Linked DNA regions of Homo sapiens: region 2 is linked to region 1. Evidence: read pairs that join two places in POLR2A ChIA-PET (ENCODE). Cell type or tissue: PC-9. All regions are shown on one strand. Each heading gives the region's core, and the rest is flanking DNA. Links, peaks and the distances in the headings are about the cores only. Region 1 has its middle 2.8 kb from the start of TRA-TGC3-2. Region 2 has its middle 16 kb from the start of AACS.

The links. ChIA-PET counts read pairs that join two places held together with the same protein. Peaks named below come from ENCODE experiments on the same cell type or tissue, not always from the same donor. Only the 100,000 strongest peaks of a DNase experiment are listed, where the experiment ranks them.
Region 2: POLR2A ChIA-PET joins it to region 1 with 9 read pairs; 17 of 35 experiments call an interaction of 5 or more read pairs at or near these places.

Annotation. Positions count from the first base shown.
Region 1 is chr12:124,923,143-124,926,050 of GRCh38, reverse strand. No RefSeq gene overlaps it. Among named protein-coding and RNA genes, the nearest start is that of TRA-TGC3-2, 2.8 kb to the right of the region's middle. In PC-9, for the core only: no CTCF peak of the experiment used is centred there; DNase peaks (open chromatin) are centred at 1,690 and 2,060; H3K4me3 peaks cover 877 bases; H3K27ac peaks cover 2,334 bases.
Region 2 is chr12:125,048,085-125,050,992 of GRCh38, reverse strand. It overlaps a transcript of BRI3BP not described here. Among named protein-coding and RNA genes, the nearest start is that of AACS, 16 kb to the left of the region's middle. RefSeq lists a silencer at 1,253-1,352. In PC-9, for the core only: no CTCF peak of the experiment used is centred there; a DNase peak (open chromatin) is centred at 1,312; H3K4me3 peaks cover 882 bases.

The sequences.
Region 1 (2,908 bases), core at 211-2,710:
GCCTTTCTGCGGTGGTGGCATTTGAACCAGGACCAGGAAAATGAGAAAGAGCCAACCATAAGAAGAGCTGGAGGCCGGGCACGGTGGCCCACGCCTGCAATCCCAGCACTTTGAGAGGCAGAGGCGGGTGGATCACCTGAGGTCGGAAGTTTGAGACCAGCCTGACCAACATGGAGAAACCCCGTCTCTACTAAAAAATACAAAATTAGCTGGATGTGATGGCACATGCCTGTAATCCCAGCTACTTAGGAGGCTGAGGCAGGAGAATCGCTTGAACCCAGGAGGCAGAGGTTGCAGTGAGCCGAGATCACGCCATTGCACTCCAGCCTGGGCAACAAGAGCAAAACTCCGTCTCAAAAAAAAAAAAAAAAAAAAAAGAACTGGGAACAGCATTCTAGGCAGAGGGAACAGCAAGTGCAAAGGCCCTGAACTGGGAAGAAACAGTGAGGAAGCTGGTGTGGCAGAAGCACCCATGGAAGAGGATAGGGAGGACGGAGGAGTGGGGCAGAAGGAGGTGAAGTCAGAGCGGTCCTCAGAGGCCGGATTACATCGTACCTTGAAGGGATATGGAGGGCAGGAGGTATGGGTTTGATTCTGAGAGTTTCATGCAGAGAGAAACATTCAGGTTTGTTTGAGCAGTGCCCTCTGGCAGCCAGGTGGGTGGGCACAAGAGGAAGCAGGGGCACTTGCGGACTGAGAACAACCCGTGGGCTTGCTCCTCAACCACATCCAAAATGATGCCACCTATGGCGCCATCCTGCTCTTCTGCTGCCAGGGTCTCTCTCCCGTGGCTCCCACTTAGGCTGGGGAAATGAGGTCAGAGGATGGTTTACACGGTGGTCCCTATTCCTCACCTCCCCACTGCCCTCCTGCTCTCCCCCATCTCTCCAAAACGGGTCAGCAAAGCATCACGCCGGGCTGAATAGAAGAGGCAACTGCCCTCCAGCAGAGTCCTATGATAATAACATTTATAAAAGCCAGACCCACATTTCACAGTTCCTGCCTTCTATTTATTTATTTATTTATTTATTTATTTGAGACGGAGTTTTGCTCTTGTTGCCTAGGCTGGAGTGCAGTGGTGCAATCTCGGCTAACTGCAACCTCCGCCTCCTGGGTTCAAGCGATTCTCCTGCCTCAGTCTCCTGAGTAGCTGGGATTACAGACCCGTGCCACCATGACCAGCTAATTTTTTGTATTTTTAATAGAGACGGGGTTTCCTCATGTTGGCCAGGCTGGTCTCGAACCCCTGACTTCAGGTGATCCACCCATCTCGGCCTTCCAAAGTGCAGGGATTACAGTTGCGAGCCAGTGCACCTGGCCTTATTTATTTATTTAATTTTGAGAGAGGGTCTTGCTCTTTCGCCCAGGCTGGAGTGCAGTGGTACAATCTCAGCTCACTGCAGTCTTGACCTCCCAGACTCACGAGATCCTCCTGCCTCAGCCTCCTGAGTGGGGGTGGGGTGGGGTGTCTCACTGTGTTTCCCAGGCAGGTCTTGAACGCCTGGGCTCAAGCAGTCCTCCCACCTCGGCCTCCTAAAGCACTGGGATTATGGACCTGAGCCACTGCACCCAGCCCAGAGCCTGTGCTTTCTACCAGACACTATTATACATATTTTATGTGTAACTCATTAAATTGTCACAATAACCAGATGAGGTAGGTACATTGAAATCTCTTTCACAGATGAGGCCCAGAGGTTAGGTGATGCAATCACAGCTGCTGTGTCCAGCACTTCTTGCCCCCAGGCTACTAACTTTTCTGACAATTTTGCATGGTCTTTGGCTAGGAAGAGTTTCAAGTGCCAGCAGCTGTCAGGGAACTATGGAGAACGAGGCGGCAGGACATTTTTGATGCAAGCTTTCCTTATCACAATAAGTGTCTATTTCCAGCCAAGAAATCTCAAGGCTGATGGAAAGAGGTATAGCCTTCAGTTTTCCGCCCTCTCCTAGCTTCTCACCCATTCTTTCCCCAAGGAACAGCTTTTTGATGACCTGAAGGACACCAGACATTGTGACTTCTCTCCCCTGGTGTGCTTAAGAAACCCTCTGGAAGAGAGATGCAAATTCACAGTTTAAGAATGGCTCTTAGGGCCGGGCACGGTGACTCACGCCTGTAATCCCAGCACTTTGGGAGGCTGGGGCGGGCGGGAGGGGGGCAGGGGGCGGATAACGAGGTCAGGAGTTTGAGACTAGCTTGACCAACATGGTGAAACCCCGTCTCTACTAAAAATACAAAAATTAGCTGGGCGTAGTGGTGCACGCCTGTAATCCCAGCTACTCAGGAGCCTGAGGCAGGAGAATCGTTTGAACCCGGGACGCGGTGGCTGCAGTGAGCCAAGATCCTGCCACTGCACTCTAGCCTGGGCGACAAAGCGAGACTCGGTCTCAAAAAAACAAACAAACAAACAAACAAAAAGAATGGCTCTTTTCGGTGGGCAATTGTAAAGAGACTCCTTCCTCCAAGCTGAAGCCCTCATTCTGGGAAGTGGATATGTTTCTTTTCAGTTTGCTGATATTTATATTCAGACGGATTTTTTTTTTTTTTTTTTTTTTTTAGATGTGGTCTCCCTCTGTCTCCCAGGCTGGCGTGCTGTGGGATGATCTTGGCTTACTGCAACCACTGCCTCCTGGGCTCCAAAAATCCTCTCGCCTTAGCCTCCCGAGTAGCTGGGACTACAAGCGCTCGCCACCACATCCGGCTAATTTTTTGTATTTTTGGTAGAGACGGGGTTCACGCCATGTTGGCCAGGCTGGTCTCAAACTCTTGGCCTCAAGTGATCCGCCGACCTCTACCTCTCAAAGTGCTGGGATTACAGGCATGAGCCATGGCGCACGGCCATAATAGTTCTTTTGGGAGGAAAAAATGTCTTCCAGCTGATATGCAAACCTCAAAGTCACTGAAGGTTGGTAT
Region 2 (2,908 bases), core at 97-2,596, 130 kb before region 1:
TTCAGTAGCCAGGCTTCTGGAGAAAAGGATCCTGAAAAATACAAAGTCCCTAGTGTATTAGCTGGCACATACGGTGAAGGGAGGGGATAGATGTTGTAATAAGATGCAAAGAAATCTTACTTGCGCGCACACACAAATGTCCCTTACCTTTTTTATACTATCTCTTATGCAGATGGTTAAAGACCTCGAGAAGGCTGCTCCTAGATTAGGAGCCTTACCCCACCCCATGTCATAGCACGTGGTTAAAATTCAGAGCACCCACATTCTCCACTCCATCACCCCATTGCACTTTCATCATCTGAAATGAAGCCCTTTATGTGCCTCCAAGAGCAAGCGCCATGACCGCCGGGCTCTGGTCCCCGTGGTTCCCTTGGGGGTTCCCCGACGCCTAGCACGAGGCAGGGCACAGAGCAGCAGCTCCTGAAACATTTCCAAAAAGACTGAAGGTATTAAGGCTGCAGAATTTGCAGGTCTCTTCTGTCTATACTGTAAGTCGATATTGTGCATTTCTTTTGGACATTTTGGGCACTTTAAGCCTTTCTTTTATTTTTATTAGCCTTTATTTGTTTTCATGATTCTTTTGGTGGCGTTCCTTTTTAATTTTTAAATTTATTGATTATTAATTTATTCTTTTTTTTTTTTTGAGACGGAGTCTCGCTCTGTTGCCCAACCTGGAGGGCAGTGGCGTGATCTCGGCTCACTGCAACCTCTGCCTCCCGGGTTTAAGCGATTTTCCTGCCTCAGCCTCTGGAGTAGCTGGGACTACAGGCGCCCGCCACCATGCCCAGCTAATTTTTGTATTTTAGTAGAGACGGGGTTTCGCCATGTTGGCCAGGATGGTCTCGATCTCGTGACCTCGTGATCCGCCCGGCTCAGCCTCCCAAAGTGCTGGGATTACAGGCGTGAGCCACCGCGCCCAGCCTATTAATTTATTCTTTAGTGTGTCACGCAAGAGTCTGAATTTGCAGGAGGGGTCCTTAGCAGTAGTGGAAGACTCCTGGCAAAGCTGCTCGGCTCCGCTCGGTTCTCCTCCATCTGCCAGCACACGCGTCCTCTCCGCCTCGCCCAAGTCAACCCCACGGGCCTCCTGCGCGTCCCCACCCCATCCCCTCCCAGTCCCCTCCCTTCCCGCGACCCCAACGCCCGGGCGGCGGAGGGATCCCGGACACACTCACGCGCCACACTCAGCCCGAGCGCTGATTGGCTGGCAGAGAGTTGGGCCACATCGGCCCAGGCCTCCGCGTCTGGAAGATCGGCCTGAGCGCCAACCAATCGCGACGCGTTCCGGTTCATAGGCCGCACCTCCCAGCCAATCCTGAAGAAGAACCAGAAAAGGGCGTGCCCAATCGGAGCTTAGCAATGGGGCGGAGTCACCCTTCGACCAAGGCCAGTGCCGGGCGCTGTCACCTTGATATCCTGACTGGCACCGGCGAGTCGGTCCTGCCCCACCCGCTCTGCTCCCCAACCCGAAACCACCGAGACTCCAGGGGGTCACGACCTCTAGCTTGACTTCTGCGCTGCCAAAGGAGGGTTGTGCCTGAAGTACCTGGGGGATGTTTATTCTTCCGTATGCGTATTCAAATACGCAGATGAGCCCCTAGGATGAGTGCGCTGGGGAATAGGAGGGAACCAAGCTAAGCCCAGTGGGAGAAAGTGGAACACGTTCGCAAGCTGAGTAAGTGATTAGTGCCCTGAGATAATAAAAGGACCACAGAATAGTGGCTGGTGCTGCTTTTGATAGATAGGATGGTCTGAGTTAAATCTGGGCTCTCTTGGCCCGGCGCGGTGGCCCACCTGAGGTCAGGAGTTCGAGACCAGCCTGGCGAACACGGTGAAATCCCGTCTTTACTGAAAATACAAAAAATTAGCCAGGCGTGGTGGCGGGCACCTGTAATCCCAGCCACTCGGGAGGCTGAGGCAGGAGGAGAATCGCTTGAACCCGGGAGGTGGATGTTGCAGTGAGCCGAGATCGCGCCATTGCACTCCAGCCTAGGCAACAAAAGCCGAAACTCCATCTCGAAAAATAAATAAGTAAATAAAAATAAATTTGGGCTCTCTTGCATATACCTTGTGGCCGGTGGCAGGGGCATTTCCCCACCATCACCTCTACTTGGCTATGGGGTGAGCAGAGGCAGGGAACCCCAGGCTGAATCCCCACAAACGCAGGCTCCTAGAACGGAGATATTTTTGTAGGGCAAGGACTAAATGCCATGTCTTCCTCCCTCTCCCTATTCCAATGGGTCCAAACCGAATTTCTTTTTTTTTTAATTATTATTTTTTACTATTATTATTATTATACTTTAAGTTTTAGGGTACATGTGCACAATGTGCAGGTTAGTTACATATGTGTACATGTGCCATGCTGGTGTGCTGCACCCATTAACTCATCATTTAGCATTAGGTATATCTCCTAATGCTATCCCTCCCCCCTGCCCCCACCCCACAACAGTCCCCAGAGTGTGATGTTCCCCTTCCTGTGTCCATGTGTTCTCATTGTTCAATTCCCATCTGAGTGAGAACATGCGGTGTTTGCAAACCGAATTTCTTATTACCCCTCCTAAACATAAAATGGATATGAGTAACTATCAGCTTGCCTCTTTAGGGCAGGGCCTGGATATGTCCGTTGTGATTTGCCTTTTACTTAGGTTGGGCCACCTTGGGGTGAGATCTGATGAGCTGAGGAACCTTAGGAACACACATGGTGACTAGTCAGATCTCATGACACCCATGAGCCAGGCAGGCATTTCGAGGCGGCATTGCATCTTGGAGAGTATACATCCCTTTACTACAGTGTGCCCCAACTCCCCTGGGATAAAACCACAGAAAAATGACCACTTTTCCTTGTAGGAATTTAGTCTTTCAATCTGTCCAGAGCATTTCTTCTCTAACCACCCAACCCAACTCAACT